Regions from separate parts of the Homo sapiens genome. Here region 2 is linked to region 1. Evidence: chromatin loops called from intact Hi-C (ENCODE). Cell type or tissue: Calu3. All regions are shown on one strand. Links, peaks and the distances in the headings refer to the core of each region. The heading gives the core; the rest is flanking DNA.

What was found. A loop is a pair of places that touch in the nucleus more often than their neighbours do. Peaks named below come from ENCODE experiments on the same cell type or tissue, not always from the same donor. Only the 100,000 strongest peaks of a DNase experiment are listed, where the experiment ranks them.
Region 2: a loop joins it to region 1, with 5 times the contacts of the local background. A loop is called at or near these places in 19 of 110 quality-filtered maps.

Annotation. Positions count from the first base shown.
Region 1 is chr11:33,994,068-33,999,447 of GRCh38, forward strand. No RefSeq gene overlaps it. Among named protein-coding and RNA genes, the nearest start is that of CAPRIN1, 55 kb to the right of the region's middle. RefSeq lists enhancers at 2,396-2,896, 2,897-3,397. In Calu3, for the core only: a CTCF peak has its summit at 3,111 (motif pointing right); a DNase peak (open chromatin) is centred at 3,104.
Region 2 is chr11:34,072,964-34,078,343 of GRCh38, forward strand. It overlaps CAPRIN1 (cell cycle associated protein 1), which reads left to right. Exons shown (of 19, transcript NM_005898.5): 5 at 3,273-3,511; 6 at 3,597-3,679. Among named protein-coding and RNA genes, the nearest start is that of CAPRIN1, 24 kb to the left of the region's middle. In Calu3, for the core only: no CTCF peak of the experiment used is centred there; a DNase peak (open chromatin) is centred at 2,648.

The DNA.
Region 1 (5,380 bases), core at 196-5,195:
TGAGCCACCGCGCCCGGCCTATATCCTTTATTCTTAAGTGAATATTATTCATTGAGGATGGGGGCTCTTTCCATGGAAGTGAGGCAGCATGTGTGAGAGTTTTCAGTCCAACAGAACTTATTTTGATTTGCTTCTCTGCTATGGACCACTGAAAACTTGGGCAATTACTTTGTGCCACTAAGCCTTAGTATTCTTAACTATATGAGAATAACAATAATGCCTACTTCACAGAATTACTGTGAAGATTATATGAGATAATCTGTGTGTAACAAATTTTTTTTTCTTTCTTATTCAGCAAAAGAAGCTGCCAGCAGTTTAATATAGATTACCTTTGTTCTTGTTTTGAGACAGGGTCTCACTGTGTCACCCAGGCTGGAGTACAGTGGCTCTATCTTGACTCACTGCAACCTTCACCTGCCAGGCTCAGGTGCTCCTCTTGCTTCAGCCTCCTGAGTAGCTGGGATTACAGGTGCGTGCCACCATATCCAGCTAATTTTTGTATTTTTTGTAGAGACAGGAGTCTTGCCCTGTTGCCCAGCCTGGTCTAGAACTCCCAAGCTCAAGTGATCTGCCCACCTGGGCCTCCCAAAGTGCTGAGATTACAGGCATGAGCCACCTCACCCGGCCTGTAGATTACCTTTAAATATATCTTTTTTATTATTATTATTTTGTATTTTTTTGCTCACTCCATCACCCAGGCTGGAGTGCAGTGGCGCAATCTCAACTCACTGCAACCTCCACCTCCCAGGTTCAAGCCATTCTCTTGCCTCAGCCTCCCGAGTAGTTGAGACTACAGGCACGTGCCACCACGCCCAGCTAATTTTTGTATTTTTAGTAGACACGGGGTTTCACCATGTTGGTGGTCTCGAACTTCTGACCTCAAGTGATCTGCCTGCCTCAGCCTCTCAAATTGCTGGGATTACAGGCATGAGCCACTGCGCCTGACCTGAAGATATCTTTAGAGTCTTCCTTCCTTAAATGTGGAGGCCAAAGCAATGCCGTCCTGGAGTTGACTCCATGTTGCACCATGTTGACTTCTGATTAACTCCAGTTCCAGGAACATCTCTAAAATATTGTTTATCTATTGTTCTTTGTGTGAGAGCATCTACTTACTATAAATCCTGCCCTTAGGTCAAAACAACTTTGTTGATTCATGAGTAAATCATGTGGCTAAGTTAAATCAAACCTCTCTTTTGCCTGAAATAGCCAGAAAATAAAATGTGAATTTGACTATGAGGTTTTCTTAAATTGGCCTAGTAATTTTGAATGTATTACAAGAATTGAAAAAAAGGAGACACTGTCATTTCAAAGAGTTCTTCTCTTAAGATGTAATATGAAAATATCTAACAATCTTGATTTTGCTTCCTAATTGTTCTTGTATTGATACATGACATTTGTACATATTTATGGGTTACATGTGATGTTTTGCTACATGCATGCAATGTGTAATGATCAAATCAGGGTATTTAGCATATCTATCACCTTGAAATGTATCATTTCTTTGTATTGGGAACATTTCAAATCTTCTAGCTCTTTTGAAATATAAAATGGATTATTATTAACTATTTTAAAAAACAACCTTGATGTTATTGTACTTCATTTGTCCTACATATCTTTTCTGAAGCACGAACACCCTTTCCCTGAGTACATAAGCCCTGGGTCTGGAGGGTGATGACCCAGGGATCCACCATTTTGTCTAACCGACACCCAAGACACAGACATGGCTTCTGTTGGCAAGTCCCTACTAAATATTTCTTTTTTTTTTTTTTTCTTTTTTTGAGACAGAGTCTCACTCTGTGGTCCAGGCTGGAGTGCAGTGGCACGATCTCGGCTCACTGCTACCTCTGCCTCCCGAGTTCAAGCGATTCTCCTGCCTCAGTCTCCCAAGTAGCTGGGATTACAGGTGCGCACCACCATGGCCCACTAATTTTTGTATTTTTGGTAGAGATGGGGTTTCAACGTGTTGGTCAGTCTGGTCTTGAAATCCTGACATCAGGTGATCCGCCTGCATCAGCCTCCCAAAGTGCTGGAATTACAGGCGTGAGCCACCATGCCCAGCCCTAAATGTTTCTTTCTAAGGAACTGGATTTGTCAGCCTCTTTCTTCAGCCTCTCCAAGTTTCTTTGGACTTTGGGGGATGAAGTCGCATAGACCTGTCCACCAAGGAACACCAAGGAAACATCTAGGGGCCTGACGCTTAACTGAGTGAAGGAGGTTCCCTTCAGTAGGGAGTTAGGGGCAAGTTTGCAGAGTGAGCCCAGGGATCTTCGGGTGAGGACAACTAACCCCTTTCCCCAGTCTCAAACCTTCTCCCTGGGATTTGGAGTTAGATATATTGAGGCGAATGTGGGCAACCCAGAAAGAATCCAGAGACAGGAGAAGGCAACAAACAAGTCCAAGTGGGTAAAGAGATACAGACCATGTGGCCATCCTTGGCAATAAACCAGAGGAAGAGTGTAGATGGTGATTTTGTGTTCTTTAAGTCCTGGATGCTGGAATTGGCTCTGGTCTATCTCTTAAGACCTTGAATTTGCAAAATAAGCTTATTACATTAGTAATCAAACCCTGGAGTCTCGGCTTAGCAATGACAAGAGGCCTCTGCAGAGCACAGGCATCCCCTTTCCCTGAACTGGGGAGCTGAGGCCCCACCTCTGCACTTTGCTCTGGCTCCTTCTCAGTTGAAGGGTTGGGGTGCACATCCGCACCGGATCTGCTGTTTCTCCCCACCTGGAGCTGCATGAAGGAATTAAATATAAACCTTGGACGTTTGGGCTGTGAGCTGCCTCCGTGAGCGTAACCCCAAGGGAATTGCAACCCATCCTCGGATCTCCCTACCCCCATCTGCGGCAGATTCCACTCTAGCAACAATGGTTGCTCCAGTAGCAGAGAACCGGGGCCTGGATTTGGCCACTGCCCGCCACGCCACGGCCAGCTTCTGCAGCACTCAGGCCCTTCGCTGCAGTCAACCCACTGAAATAGGTCCAAACAGTCTGAGCTTCACCTCGAGACACCTGTCAGGGCTCTTCGGCCCTAGGACACCTAAAGGCAAGGAGGATGGAGCCCCGCGGACAGGGTGATTGAACTTCTGAACTTCCAGCTCTTACCAGCAGGTGGAACCCCAAACAATGCAGTTCCAGAACAGACTGAGAACGTTGTATCCAGTAAGAGCACACAGCGCCGTCTCTAACACGCGGTAACCACCTTTAAAAATGAGTAGTTATTACGGGAAAGGTAATTATTCACGTAACAACTTCCTCTCCCCCTCACTATTTTATTTTTGCAAAATGGAAAGAAGAGAAGGAATTTCTCCCTGTTAGCAGAAGAATGAAACTCTAGTCCGGAATATGATTTTTTTCCTTAACCTTAAAGGATTGTGCAGAGGAAATGAAAAGTCCTAAAGTACCCTCCCTTTTACTTTCTCACCTCTCCTGCTACCCCTACTCCTTAAATTTCAGTTGCCTACTATAGCTATAACCATAGCAACCCAGCTGGTGGGAAATTATGGAAACTCCTACTCATTCTCCTAGATTCAGGTAAGTCTTCACCTTATCTGGGAAGGCTCCACCAGTCTCCACTTTGGCATCAGAAGAGACTATCTCACTGTTATCATGACATGGACATCCCGTGCATGCCTGTATTTGAACACTTGTCTCATTGTTTCAGAACTCTGTTGGCCTCCTTCATTACAGAATGATCTACTTGTTCATATTTGCATCCCTGGTGCAAATGTGTGGATTAGTGCCTGGCACATAGAAGCTGCTTAGTGCATTTCCCACTCGTCAATGCCAGAAACTGAAAGGAGGAGGGGTGGAGACTGTATGGCATTAGGATGGGAGGGGGAGGGGAATGAAGTGGAGTCAGAGTGGCCTAAGGGGCCCTGGCAAGACAGCCACGGAGGAGATAGGAATCATGCCCTTAGCCAGGAAAGCTGTGCCTGGAACGCAGGCTGTCCAGGGGAGCAGAGAGGGATAAGAAACTGGAGAAAAGCAGTGAAGATAGCAACCTGAGAGTATGGGGGTGGCAGGGCAGGGAGAAGTTGAAGTTCAGATCAGTCCACAGCCTTTGAAATGGGTTAGGGCAAGAGGTTCAAGACTGAGACCTGGTGAGGCCGAGTGTGGTGACTCATGCCTGTAATCCCAGCTCTTTGGGAGGCCAAGGCGGGCGGATCACTTAAGGTCAGGAGTTCGAGACCAGCCTAGCCAACATAGTGAAACCTCATTGCTAGTAAAAATACAAAAATTAGCCAGGCATAGTGGCACACGCCTGTAATCCCAGCTACTTGGGAGGCTGAGGCAAGAAAATCACTTGAATCCAGGAGGCGGAGGTTGCAGTGAGCCGAGATCGTGCCACTGCACTCCAGCCTGGGCAACAGAGCGAGATTCTCCATCTCAAAACAAACAAACAAACAAACAAAAAACAAAACTGAGACCTGGTGAAAGGGGGCTGCAGAACTTTTTAAAATGGTGTTAACTATATAGTGGAGGGGGAGATGGAGTCTGGCAGAACTGAACAGTGAAATCAGGGGAAAAAATACCTGTCCTCAATTCCTCTTCTAGTGGCTCAGGGAGGTGGGAAAGAAACAGATCCAGTATGAATACCTTGTAATCACACCTTTAACCTTTTAAACTGCTAAACGACACACATCATTTTATTTAAAAGCAATATGGACTGCTGGCCAAGCCGAGCTTGGTTCAAATCCAGCTCTTCCACTTATTAGCTATGCGAATTTAGATGTCATCTCAAGTCTCTGAGCTTCAATATATCCTACAAATAAAGGATATTAAAACCTTCCTCAAAAGACTAATGAGAAAATTTAACATAATGCATGTAAAGTGCTTAGCACAGGGCCTGACACAGGGAGACACTTAGCACTTATTCCATCCTTGGTCTGGTTCTTTTTTTTTTTTTTTTTTTTTTTTTTGAGACGGAGTCTCGCTCTGTTGTCCAGGCTGGAGTGCAGTGGTGCAATCTCGGCTCTCTGCAAGCTCCGCCTCACGGGTTCAAGCGATTCTCCAGCTTCAGCCTCCAGAGTAGCTGTGATTACAGGCACCAGCCACCACGCCTGGCTAATTTTTGTATTTTTAGTAGAGACAGAGTTTCACATGTTGGCCAGGCTGGTCTCAAGCTCCTGACCTCAAGTGATCCGCCTGCCTCAGCCTCCCAAAGTGCTGGGATTACAAGTGTGAGCCTCCATGCCCGGCTGGTTCTTTCCTTCCAGTGCCAGCCAAGAATGTGTTGTCCAAATGGTTCTTCCTGAATCCATCTAAATTGCACTAAATCTTATCATGATTTGTTTTTCAAATGGGGGGTGGAGGTTGAGTGCTCAATATGATTGCAATAATCCTTTTACAGGGTCTACAGAAGACTATATGGGTACTTG
Region 2 (5,380 bases), core at 229-5,228, 79 kb after region 1:
AGCTAATATGCTATACCACATAGCCTAGGTGTGTAGTAGATTGTACTATCTAGGCCGTGTAAGTACACTCCATGTTTGCACAATGAGGAAATTCCCTACTGACATATTTCTCAGAATGTATCCTTGTTAAGTAATGTGTGACTATGTAAAGTTGCCTCTAATTTGCTGAAACAAAAAAGTTTATTATATGAGACAATGCAGTGTAGGGATTAAGAGATCAGATTCTAGAAACAGACTGCCCAGTTGAATCCTAATTTTGTGACTTGACTTTGTAGTTTGACCATGGATGAGTTACTTAATTTCACTGTTCTTGTATTAGTCAAGGTTTTCCAGAGAAACAGATCCAATAGGATAGAAAGGGGGCTGATGGGCAGAGGCCATCACAGTGCCTCGGTTTTCTAATCTGTAAAGTGGTAATAATAACCTCATACGGTTGTGCTTAGAACAGTATTTGATGCATAACTAATATATTTCAAGCACTTAATCATTTTTGTTTGTTTGTCTTGTTTTGAGACAGAGTCTTGCTCTGTCGCCCAGGCTGGAGTGCAGTGCCGCTGTCTCAGCTCACTGCAACCTCCGCCTCCTGAGTAACTGGGACTACAGACCTGCGCCACCATGCCAGTCTAATTTTCTAATTTTTAGTAGGGATGGGGTTTCACCATGTCAGCCAGGCTTGTCTCAAACTCCTGACCCCTCAGATGATCGGCCTGCCTCAGCCTCCCAAAGTGTTGGGATTACAGTGTGAGCCAACGTGCCTAGCTTCAATTACTTAATCTTAGAATTACTTATTACATCTGATCAGGGAAGGAAAATCTTTGCTGAAAACAAAAAAAGTAATTTAATTTTGTACCTAGTGTCTTAGTCAACTTTGTGTTACTATAATGGAATGCCTGAGACCGGATAATTTATATAAAGAACAGAAATTTGTTTCTCACACTTCTGGATGCTGGGAAGTCCAAGATCAAGGTACCAGCATCTTGTTGCATTACTGTGTCCTCACCTGGTGGTAGAAGGCTTAAGGGCAAGAGAGAGTGATCATACTCCTGCAAGCTCTTTTTATAGTAGTATTAATTCATTCTAAATAGCTCCCAAAAGGCCCACCCTCCCAACACTATTGCGTTGGGAGGGTTAAGTTTCTAACACTTGAATTTTAGGGGGATGCATTCAGACCATAGCACCAAAGGAGAGATTTATTCCACTTAGCTTAATGAACCCTGCCCAATTTCTTTTTCTTGCTTTTTTAAAATAGAAGCAGGATTGCTATACAGTTTAATGTAACATCTATTTTGGAAGTTACTATCACTGTGTAATGAAAATACCTGTATCCTTTTTTGCTTCTCTTGTAACACTGGTATTTTCAGGACCTTTCTCTGAGCTTTAACTTCATTAGCAGAGCTGTTATTTATCTTTGATCCTTTGGTATACTGTACACAATTATTAAACATGCTTTTTGTTTAGCATTCAAGAACTTCTTTAGCCTGGCTCCAGCCTACCTTTTCACCTTTTTCCTTCTTGAACTGTTCATTTCATACAGAATAGCTTTCTTTCTTATCTTCTTTTGCTTTGTTAACTTCCTTTCATATTCCTGTCCCTCTTCCTGTGTTTCCTGCCTCCACCTACCTATAAAGACCTTCCTGGGCAGGGTGTGGTTGCTCACGCCTGTAACCCCAGCACTTTGGAAGGCCGAGGTGGGTGGATCACCTGAGGTCAGAAGTTCGAGACCAGCCTGGCCAACATAGTGAAACCCTGTCTCTGCTAAAAATACAAAAATTAGCCGGGCTTGGCAGCACACACCTGTAATCCCAGGAGGCTGAGGCAGCAGAATTACTTGAATTCGAGAAGTAGAGGTGTCAGTGAGCCAAGATCGTGCCACTGCACTCCTGGGCAACAGAGTGAGACTCCATCTCAAAAAACAAACAAAAAACACCTTCCTGGCTGGTCATGGTGGCTCATACCTGTAATCCTAGTATTTTAAGGAGGCTGAGGTGAGAGGATCGCTTGAGGCCAGGAGTTCAAGACCCAAGACCAGCCTTGGAAACATAGACCTTGCCTCAAAAAACTTTTTTTAAATTATTTTTTTAAAAAAGACTTTTTTTTTTTTCTTGAGACAGTCTCACTGTTTCACCCAGGCTGGAGTGCAGTAGCATGATCTCAGCTCACTGTAGCTATCACTTGCCATTTATTGCTAAGATATTTATTCTGCACACTCTGTTACCATTATAGATTTGTCTTGTTCTTGCAGCCTTCATCATTCTTCCCAGGTCTCCTTCCCCATTTTTCCCTTTAGTATAGGTTTCATATGTCCCTATTTTGGTTTTCTGTGTCTTGGTTCATCCTAGTGAGGCTTGAGAAGGGGGAAAAGGTGGAAAGGAAAGCACTACCATGGCTTTTGAGAAGACTAGCCTTCCTCTATTCCCAACCTCATGTTAGATACACGGGAGAGGGAGAGGAATAATTGAGTTTGGCTGATGCTTTCCTTTCAGCCTTTCCAGGAAAGAAAAAAAGGAATGTGGGAAAAATACATTCATACTTAGCTTTATCTATTTTTCTCCACCAGCATCATCTTATTCATAAAAACAAATTAGGCACTCTTTTCAGTAAGATGGAATAACTTTCTGAGACTGGCAGCGGATTATTTGGGACAAAGGGGCCCTTGTGGGTTTTTGGCATTTCCTTGTGAGTCATTAGTAGATACTCAAAGTTAGAACTTTGGGTCATTTGCCCATAGAGGAGCTAGATTGAGGTAAGATTTTTATTGTTGCTGTGGTTGGGTTTCTTTTTTAATTGGCCTAGGCCTTTACATTTCTGTATAATTTCTAAATTCATTAAATTTTTACTTTTTATATGCATAATGAAAAACTTCAGATATATATACCTAACTAAAGAAAACAATACAATGAAACTCTTTGTACCTGTACCCAGCTTGTATATTTATCATCTCATGGTCAATCGTATTTCATATAAATCCACATTCATTTCCTTGCTCCCTTTGCCCTCTAGATTATTTTCAAACAAGCCCCAAACACATTGTTTCATCAGTAATAGTTCAGTAGTAAAATACCTTCTAGGGAAAGAGCTGTTCTGAATTTTTAACAATTGCTTAAAATAGATTATGTTTAAAACTATTTGTAAGTCAGGAATCATCCTTTTGTGTATTGAGGTCATATCTCACTCATTGAGTAAAACATGTTTTATTTAAGCTGGACCTGAAATGGATTGAACTAAGTTTTATATAACTAATTTTGGTGTTTTACTTTTATATTGTTTTGCAGATTCAGAAAACAATAAAGAAGACAGCACGTCGGGAGCAGCTTATGAGAGAAGAAGCTGAACAGAAACGTTTAAAAACTGTACTTGAGCTACAGTATGTTTTGGACAAATTGGGAGATGATGAAGTGCGGACTGACCTGAAACAAGGTTTGAATGGAGTGCCAATATTGTCCGAAGAGGAGTTGTCATTGTTGGATGAATTCTATAAGCTAGTAGACCCTGAACGGGACATGAGCTTGAGGTATTAGTGGTATTTGATAATAGAAACTTCTGAGTATTTAAGTTGACAACTGAAAGGTTATTAATTAGCTATTTACTATTAAAAGGTTGAATGAACAGTATGAACATGCCTCCATTCACCTGTGGGACCTGCTGGAAGGGAAGGAAAAACCTGTATGTGGAACCACCTGTGAGTATCACTGTGATAACTTTGATTTTATAACTAGGAATCTTTAAAAACTAATTTTCTTATGTTTATAGTTCACTTGGAAGAAAAAAATTAGTTTTTTTTTTTTTTTGGAGACAGAGTCTACTCTGTTGCCCAGGTTGGAGTGTAGTAGTGTGATCTCAGCTCACAGCAACCTCCGCCTCCCAGGTTTAAGTGATTTCTATCACCTCATCCTCCCAAGTAGCTGGGATTACAGGCATGCGCCACCACGCCTGGCTATTTTTTGTATTTTTAGTAGAGACAGGGTTTCGCCATGTAGGCCAGGCTGGTCTCGAACTCCTTACCACAAATGATTCACCTGCCTGGGCCTCCCAGAGTGCTGGGATTACAGGTGTGAGCCACTGCGCCCAGCTAGTTTTCCTATTTAAAATTAATATTAATTGAATAAAATTTAGAAATGTATACATAGCATTCATCTGCTATTTACTGTTTGGTTTATTTCTTTTTTGTTTCTTTGTATGTTTAATCTGTAATGTGGAAATCAGAACACCAGCAACAAACAACTAAAACTGGGAATATGATAGTCCTAACTTCACATGGTCTTGTATGTAACTTAACTGTGTTTGAGGTGGACAGATTAACATTAGATTGACTTTCCACAGCTTTTGGTAATAGATAGGGACTGTTTGTTTTATGGCTGAAGTTTTGTGAAACAATTATTGCATTTCATACATTCTGCTCATGGTTATTGCCTTAGTTTTTCTTTAGTTTGTCTTAGACATCTGCTAATTTGAGGATGTTAATTTTTTTCTGTATTTAAAATATGCTGATACTTGGTCTAGTTTTCTTTGTGAGCTCCTTATTCTCAAACATGCAACTGTGAACTGATTTTTTTAAAAAGGGACATTTACGTTTCACTCCTTCAGTATAGGAATTTACGTTTTTAGCCTTCTGTGAAATCAGGGAATAGATTCTTATCTTTGCCATTTATAAGGTTGCATTAGGAAGGTAGATTTTTGAACATAAAATGAAAGTATCTGTATTTATGCATTTTTAGCTATTGGTTGAAAAGAAATCAGATTGGATTATAAGCTTTAATCACCAAAATGGTATGAGCTTTAATTGGCAAAATTTAGAAGAGTATATTTGCTTTAAGGAAATGGGTGCCAGTCCTTGTCTGTCCTTTCTTCATTTAAGAAATAATTTTCTTGGTTTGTTAACATTTACTCTGGTCTGTATTTCTTTGTACAATATGTGTTTACCCTTTTGCTTTTAGTTCTGCAAGTTCTATATGTATAAGCTTGTTAACTTAAAAAAGTAGTTTTAGGTCAAGCTTCATCAGATTTTCATGAGCATTGTTGAAGAGTAACAAAGGTGTTATTAAACCTTTAAGCTTATAGCTTGTTTTGGGGTTATTTTCTACCTAATCTTGTTCCCACATCTTAGGAATGTAACATCTTTACAATGGAAAGGTACTAATCTTTATAATGGGAAGGTACTAATATACCCAAATTAGTGTTTTTATGTACATTTGATTTGTATCTATAACTTTTTGAAAACAGTTTTGAGCCAGGAGCCGCTGAAGTGAAATAAGGAAAACATATGAAGTGTTCATTATCTAAAGAGTTGTTGGTAGTTTATTAAGATTAATTTCCCAATGCTTTTGATACAATATGGTCCTCAAAGTTTTATTTTTCTTCACAGTGACCTATCGGGGAGTGG